Regions from separate parts of the Homo sapiens genome. Here regions 2 and 3 are each linked to region 1. A link is an interaction called in ENCODE POLR2A ChIA-PET data of the cell type or tissue named here. Cell type or tissue: Caco-2. All regions are shown on one strand.

Evidence for each region. ChIA-PET counts read pairs that join two places held together with the same protein. Peaks named below come from ENCODE experiments on the same cell type or tissue, not always from the same donor. Only the 100,000 strongest peaks of a DNase experiment are listed, where the experiment ranks them.
Region 2: POLR2A ChIA-PET joins it to region 1 with 5 read pairs; 12 of 35 experiments call an interaction of 5 or more read pairs at or near these places.
Region 3: POLR2A ChIA-PET joins it to region 1 with 6 read pairs; 4 of 35 experiments call an interaction of 5 or more read pairs at or near these places.

The regions. Positions count from the first base shown.
Region 1 is chr10:102,776,134-102,778,633 of GRCh38, forward strand. The region is part of intron 1 of WBP1L (WW domain binding protein 1 like); the gene reads left to right. Among named protein-coding and RNA genes, the nearest start is that of WBP1L, 33 kb to the left of the region's middle. RefSeq lists enhancers at 7-538, 539-1,070. In Caco-2, no CTCF peak of the experiment used is centred here; DNase peaks (open chromatin) are centred at 20, 948 and 2,078.
Region 2 is chr10:102,723,663-102,726,162 of GRCh38, forward strand. The region is part of intron 1 of SFXN2 (sideroflexin 2); the gene reads left to right. Among named protein-coding and RNA genes, the nearest start is that of SFXN2, 10 kb to the left of the region's middle. In Caco-2, no CTCF peak of the experiment used is centred here; no DNase peak of the experiment used is centred here.
Region 3 is chr10:102,659,881-102,662,380 of GRCh38, forward strand. No RefSeq gene overlaps it. Among named protein-coding and RNA genes, the nearest start is that of TRIM8, 17 kb to the left of the region's middle. RefSeq lists a silencer at 1,388-1,447. In Caco-2, no CTCF peak of the experiment used is centred here; a DNase peak (open chromatin) is centred at 1,426.

The sequences.
Region 1 (2,500 bases):
TTCGGCTTTGCTGCGTCTGAGATATGTCACGAGAAGGTGGGGGTGGGCCAGAGCCAGGCAGGGGGAGTAGCGAGGAGAGCAGGAGACAGTGTGCCTGCTCGGTCCCAGGACTCTGTTTACTTTGTCTGCTTTGCTAAAGAAGGCCGGTGAACCAGGACCACCGCACACACAGGCCCACCAGGGGCAATGCTCATTCCAAGACCTTAACTTTTAAGAGCCCTTTGTTCCAACGTTAGTGTGGACGATGCTCTTGCAGGATGCCTTTCCTTTTGGGTCTTAGACAGGTAATTGTTTCTGCACGGATCGGGTTTGGAAGGGAAGAAGGGGTGGGAGCTTGTTTATTGTACTACTGCTTTGGGTGGAGGGAATATTTTAGCAAATGCCTCTCAGTTAGACCAGGCCAGCTCCCACACAGAACTTTCCAGTCTCCCTTCTTGTTTGCTAGTTGCTCCTTACTTTCAGAGCCACCGTGTTCTTAACCCTCTACGTCCCCGAGGTTTCTCTAGGGCTGACCAGTTCTGATTTTCCATCAGACACTGTAAAACTGCTTTGGAAACTTCACGGAGAAACAGCTGAAGAATGGGGCTGGGGAAGGGGAGAGGCAGAGTGCGATTCTTGCTCCAAACCCCTTTTATTCCTTCTCCATTTTGATTTGGCTAGTTAGTGGAGATTTCCTCACAGTCCTCTGGTTCTGAAGGGACTCTGTGTTGGGGGTGGGGTGAGGGCTCCGTTCTTCTTTTAAAGGAAAGGCTTTCTTCCTTTCAAGCATGTGCCTGGGGCTGTGCAGCTGAGGGACGTTCCCGACGCCTCAGGGGAAGGGGTGTGGAATTGACCCCATTTTGGCCTTACTGACCAGTTTTTCAAAAAGACCCCTGTGGCAGAGACTTGATTGCTCGGTGAGCCGCCCTTTGAAGTGGGAGCACTGCATTCATTCCAGCCGGTAAAGCAGTGTGGAATGAGAGAACAGTAGCAAGCCACCAACTGCTGTCTGCTGAGAACACAGCTGTTGCCAACTATTTGTTCCAGGGCTTCTGAGAGTCAGACACCCCCACCCCCTCTTCGTCTGAGAGGCATGTCTGTATCGGAATGTGTAACTGTAACCAGCAGCTGCTGGCCATAAGGGGTGGGGAGGGAGCACACACCCTCTGCTGCCTGTTCCTGGGTGAGGAAAAGCCACAGATGAGCTCACAGCAGAAGCCCTAGAGGGGAGCTGCTAGGGACCACTGGTTGCCCTCACTCTGAGAAAAGTGCTAGGTGGACAACTCTCCCTTGAGTTGCCTACAGTTCTGTTCAAAGGAAGCTCCTCTGAAAAGCCCCAAACATTCCATTACAGCTCTTGTTATCTTCAGAGTGTTGCGTTGACACAGCTGATGGGCAGAGAGGTGACCACTCTGAACATCCCTTCTGCCCCCACAAGAAAGGCTGTCCTTTTTTTTTTTTTTTTTTTTTTTTTTGAGATGGAGTCTCACTCTGTTGCCCAGGCTGGAGTGTAGTGGCGTTAGCTCACTGCAACTTCTGTCTCCTGGGTTCAAGCGATTCTCCTGCCTCAGCCTCCTGAGTAGCTGGGATTACAGGCATGTGCCACTATACCCGGCTAAGTTTTGTATTTTTAGTAGAGACGGGGTTTCGCCATGTTGGTCTGACTGGTCTCGAACTCCTGACCTCCGGTGATCCGGCCACCTCAGCCTCCCGAAGTGCTAGGATTACAGGCGTGAGCCACTGTGCCTGGCCAGAAAGGCTGTCCTTTTAACCTATGGGCAGAGTGAGCCCTGGAGAGGATTTCAAGCAGTGTTGGAAATAGGATGAAGCTGGATGAAGCGTCTCATGCTGTGTCAGCAGGCTGGTAGGGTGAAAACTGCCTAACAGAGTGGAAAGAGTGGGCTGGGAGCTGGAAAGACCTGCGTTCATATCCCAGCTTCCCTGAGGTCTTGGGCAGGCCCTTAACTGTTCTGAACCTCATCTCTGAGGTCACACAGGGATTCCACGAAAGAATGTATGTGAACGTTAGCACCTGGGCTGGTAGAGAGTAGACATAACTCTTACTTTGATCTACTCATTCCCAAAGGATGCAACACTGCAGGGGTGCAGGAAACGAGAAGCGAAGGGACTGATACCTTGACAGGAGCCAGGTGTGCTGGGCAGGAGCCCACAGCCAGGGGAGTGAGCTCTTGCATCTGTAGTCAGTGACTGCCATTGTGCAGTGACGTACAGCTGGGAGGCCACCTCTTACTCTACCGAGACACTGTTAATCTTATATACTGAGGTGGCAAGAGGGCGAGGGCTTGTGTCCAGTTACTTGGACATGTAGTGAGAGAATGAAGCAGTGGGTAGCATTAAACTCTTCAAGGAGAGTGAAGGGTTGGGATGGTTGTTTTGGGAAGGATCTGAGAGGATCAACAGCAGGTGAACCTTTAGCTCTTGTGTCTGAACAGTTGCCTGGTGGAAGGCAGAATTTAGAAGACCTCCGAAGGCCCTTCCTGCCCTAGGCTTCTGTGACTCA
Region 2 (2,500 bases), 52 kb before region 1:
ATCCCCAAATAGTAATTCCAATGATCTAGGAAGACCAACATTCCCACACCATCCCTACCACCACAGACTCAGTGTTTCTCAATGAGAGACAGAATTTGTGTATGGAGGATCTGAGTCCAAGCCCTTCTATTAGTATAATTGCATTAATATTATTTGTTTCTTTTTTTTGTTTTAACTTTTACTTTAGATTCAGGGGTACACGTGCAGGTTTGTTACATAGGTAAACTTGTGTCACTGGGGTTGTACAGATTGTTTCATCACCCAGCTACTAAGTTTAGTACCCATTAGTTATTTTTTCTGATCCTCTCCCTCCTCCCACCCTTCACCCTCAAGTGAGCCCCAGTGGGGTCTGTTGCTCCCGTTTTTGTGTCCATGTGTTCTTATCATTTAGCTCCCACTTTTAAGTGAGATATTTGGTTTTCTTACTTATAAATGTGATATTTGGTTTTCTGTTCCTGCATTAGTTTGCTAAGGATAATGGCCTCCATCTTCATCCATGTCCCTGCAAAGGACGTGATCTCGTTCTTTTTTGTGGCTGCATAGTATTCCATGGTGTACATATACCACATTTTCTTTATCCAGTCTGCCATGGATGGGCCTTTTGCATTTGGACAATTTCTACTGACACGTGTTCAGGCTCACTGATTCTTTCCCTGGCCATGTCCAGTCTACTGATGAGTCCATCCAAGACTTTCTTCATCTTTGTTACAGTATTTTTGATTTCCAACATTTCCTTTTGATTCTTTCTTAAGAGTTTCCGGCTGGACGTGGTGGCTCACGCCTGTAATCCCAGCACTTTGGGAGGCCGAGGTGGGCGGATCACGAGGTCAGGAGATCGAGACCATCCTGGCTAACATGGTGAAACCCCATCTCTACTAAAAATACAAAAAATAGCTGGGCATGGTGGTGCACGCCTGTAGTCTCAGCTACTTGGGAGGCTGAGGCAGGAGAACCACTTGAACACGGGAGGCAGAGGTTGAAGTGAGCCGAGATCGTGCCATTGTACTCCAGCCTGGTGGCAGAGCAAGACTCCGTCTCAAAAAAAAAAAGATTTTCCATCACTGCTTATGTTATTTGTCTGTTCTTGTCTGTTGTCCACTTTTCCCTTCAGAGTCCTTAGAATATTAACCATCGTTGTAATTAATTAATTAATTAATTTTAACCATAGTTATTTAAAATTCCTGGTCTGATAATTCTAAAATCTCATATCTAAATCTGATTCTGATACTTGGCCTGTTTCTTCAAACTGCGTTTTTTTTTTTTTTCTTTTTAGTATGCCTTGTAATTTTTCACTGAAAGCTGGACATGATGTACCCTGTGAGAGGAACTGAGGGGTGAGGTTTTGTTTATCTAGGCTATGTTTACTGTTTGCTGTAGCTATAGGTATAAAAGGCTAAATTTTCTTCTGGTGTCCTTGTTCTTATCTCCCTTGCTGTCTATGGGTCTCTAGAGACTTCTTAAATAGGGCCTAAGACTTGTTACTCTTTTTGTTATAATCCTTGTAATGATACAGGAGCCCTGCTGGTGCAGTGGTGAGGTGAGGGAGTGGAGGATCTACAGTCCTGTGATGAGGTCTCAGTCTTCTGGGGAGCCTGTGCCCCTGAACCTTCACAAGAGCTTCTCAGCCTCCCCTTGTCCTCTTTAGGTGAGGCAGGAAGGCAAGAGGTGGCTGGAGTTCTCTTTCCCCAAGTCACTTAAGTTCTGGTACAACCCAAGATGGTTAGGCTCTGGTAAAATAGTTTCCCTCAAGGGTAGACCTTGTTGAGAAGAATAAAAGGGCTGGGCATGATAGTGCATGCCTGTAGTCCCAGCTACTTGGGAGGCTGAGGTTGGAGGATTGCTTGAGCCCAGGAGTTCGAGGTTGCAGTGAGCTATAATCATGCCTGTCAATTACCATTCACTCCAGCCTGGATAAAATAATGAGACTCTGTCTCTAAATAATAAAACAGGCCAGATGCGGCAGCTCACACCTGTAATCCCAGCACTTTGGGAGGCCGAGGCAGAAGGATTGCTTGAACCTAGGAGTTTGAAACCAGCCTGGGCAACATAGCGAGGTGCCATCTCTACAAAAAAATACAAAAATTAGCCAGGGTGGTGGTATGTGCCTGTAGTCCCAGTTACTCAGGAGGCTGACCTGGGAGGTAATAGTTGCATTGAACCATGATCACACCACTGCATCCCAGCCTGGGTGAGAGAATGAGACCCTGTCTCAAAAAAAAAGTAAAATTAAATAAAAAAAAGAAGTATAAAGGGCTTTGGGTGTTTTTTTGTTTGTTTGTTTTGTTTTGTTTTTCCCCCCAAGATGGAGTCTTGCTCTGTCACCCAGGCTCAGGCTGGAGTGCAGTGGTGTGATCTCAGCTCACTGCAACCTCTGCCTCCTGGGTTCAAGCAATTTTTCTGCCTCAGCCTCCTGAGTAGCTGGGATTACAGGTGCCTGGCACTGCGCCCGGCTCATTTTTGTATTTTTAGTAGAGATGGGGTTTCACCATGTTGGCCAGGC
Region 3 (2,500 bases), 120 kb before region 1:
ACTCCATCTCAAAAAAAAAAAAAAAAAGTCCCATGCCAGTGGTCCAAGCCTCACTGACCCCTAGCCACCCCTCCCCTCAGAAAAATAAAGGCTTGCCGAGCACGTTGGCTCATGCCTGGAATCCCAGCAGTTTGAAGGTGGATGGATCACTTGAGTTCAGGAGTTCAAAACCAGCCTGGGCCACATGGTGAAACCCCATCTCTACTAAAACGAAAAATTAGCCAGGCGTGGTGCCACGGGCCTGTGGTCCTAGCTACTCTGGAGGCTGAAGTGGGAGGATTGCTTGATTGAGGCTGGGAGGTGGAGGTTGCAGTGAGCTGAGATCTTGCCACTGCACTCCAACCTGGGCAACAGAGCAAGATCCTGTCTCAAAGAAAAAAAAGAAAAATAAAGACTTTGGGGCTGGCCAGACCAAACCATAGCCTTGGTCTTGCTAACTGCCTCCGCCTTCCTGCCCTGAGGGAGTAGAGGATGACTCGGGTGGGGTGGTGGACCCTTGCTTCATTGTTCCCCTCCCCAGTGTGGCAGGGAGCCAGGAGCAGTATGACAACAGCTGGCCTACCCCTTCCCTCCCCGTGCACCTGTTTGGGGCTAAAGGGAGTGGGGAAATGACTGGAGCACAGTGCCCCTCCAGCCCAGGGTGCAGGATGCCTGGGGGCAGGTGCCGGTGGACAGTCACTTCACTCCACTCAAATCTGCTTCTGTCTCACTGTCCCTTTCTCCAGTTCTCAGGAGCCCTGAGACATCCCCCGTGCCAAGAGTTGGGAGCCAAGATAAAAAGCTGCCTAATTTCTTTCCCACTTGGCCTAGTTTTGTTTTGGCTGAGGGGAGAGGCCCTTTCCCCAGGTGCGTCAATCCACTGAGATGTGGAGGGGACATTCTGGTGGGAATGGGATGGGCTTGAGCCCCTCCATGTCCCAGCTTTGAAGCCCACTCCAGACAATGACACGCTCAGGCACACATCTATAGGTGAAGCAGCAGCTGCCCAGAGTTGGCTTGGGGGGGGTTCCCTAGGCAGCCAGGGAAGCAGGGAGACGCTAACCCACCCAGCTGTCCCCAGCCACCCAGCTGTCCCTGGCTTTGTAGGAGCAGCTGTCACCCAGCTCCCAAAAGGGTCGGGGCAGAGGAGGCCCAGAAAGAGCTGGGGCTGCCCCAGGGAACAGGCTTATTCAGAAGTCATCGGAGGGGCCTTCTCTGCCCTGAACTGGTGGCCCCTTGGAGGGCTGGCTGCAGCCACAGGTGCCCCAGTGCCCAGCCCTCCCCTCCTGCCTTCCCCCAAAGGCCATCACGCCTCCCCTTTCCGGGAAGGGTTGGGGATCTGACCACGTCTCCCTACCCCACAGACTGGGGCCGACAGCTCCTGTGGCCCAGATGTGCTGAGCCCGCAGCGAGGCCACCGCGAGGGAGTGGGTGGGGGTGGTTTCCTCTGCTGCCTGCCGGCCCCAGCTCTTTCATGTTGCCGCCCTCCCCATCCCAGCCCGGAGCCAAGCAGCTGGGCCGCTCCTGCCCCCTCCCTCGGCCTCGCTCCCAGCTGTCTTTGGGGTGGGGCAGGGCAGCTGGGGAACAGCTGCAAGGCAGGAGCCTGGGGGGTGATGGGTGCCCCCTGCAACTGCCGGAAACGGTCTTTGGGCCAAGAAGGGAGTCTGAAGGGTGGGGGTGGAGAGGGCGAGGCCTAGGGGATGATCGGCTCCACCCCTTCTCCCAGCGCATCTGGCCAGGAGACCCCAGCTCAAAGCCCCCTCCAGCTTCAAAGGGCACCCTGGGGTGGGAGGCAGGAGACGAGGGTGGATGCCCTGACCCACTGAGTCCGCACCCCAGGGCCCCTCTCTCCAAGCTGTGACCTCACCTCAGGGTTCTTAACAGGCCTTGCTAACACTCTCCCACTCAGATCCTGTCATTGTCACCATGGCCTTCCTAAGACACCCTCATCTTCTCCCATCCGAGGGTGGGGGAGAACCAATTCGATTCGCAACTTCAGGACCCAGGACCCATCTAGCCGCCTGGGGGATTCCCTACCCCACCTCTGCAGCCTGTAAATTCTGGGGGAGGAGGCCCTGGAGGGAGGATCAGAGGCATGTCCTTCCCCAACCTCCCACTCTGGCCTACTAAGAAATGGGAGCAGGGCTGACCCTATGAAAGTGTGGGAGGTGAAGGAGCTGGAGTCGTGATTCCTGGGTATCCCCAGACAGACATCACCACACTACAGCCCCTCTTCTAAGGTGATCCCAGCACTTTGGGAGGCTGAAGCAGGAGGATCCCTTGATGAGACCAGCATGGGCAGTATAAGGAGATCCTGTCTCTATAAAAAATTAAAATATTAGGCTGGGCGCGGTGGCTCATGCCTGTAATCCCAACACTTTGGGAGGCCAAGGCAAGCAGATCACTTGAGGTCAGGAGTTCGAGACCAGCCTGGCCAACATGGTGAAAGCCCAACTCTACTAAAAATAAAAAAAATTATCTGGGCCGGGCACGGTTGTTCACACCTGTAATCCCAGCACTT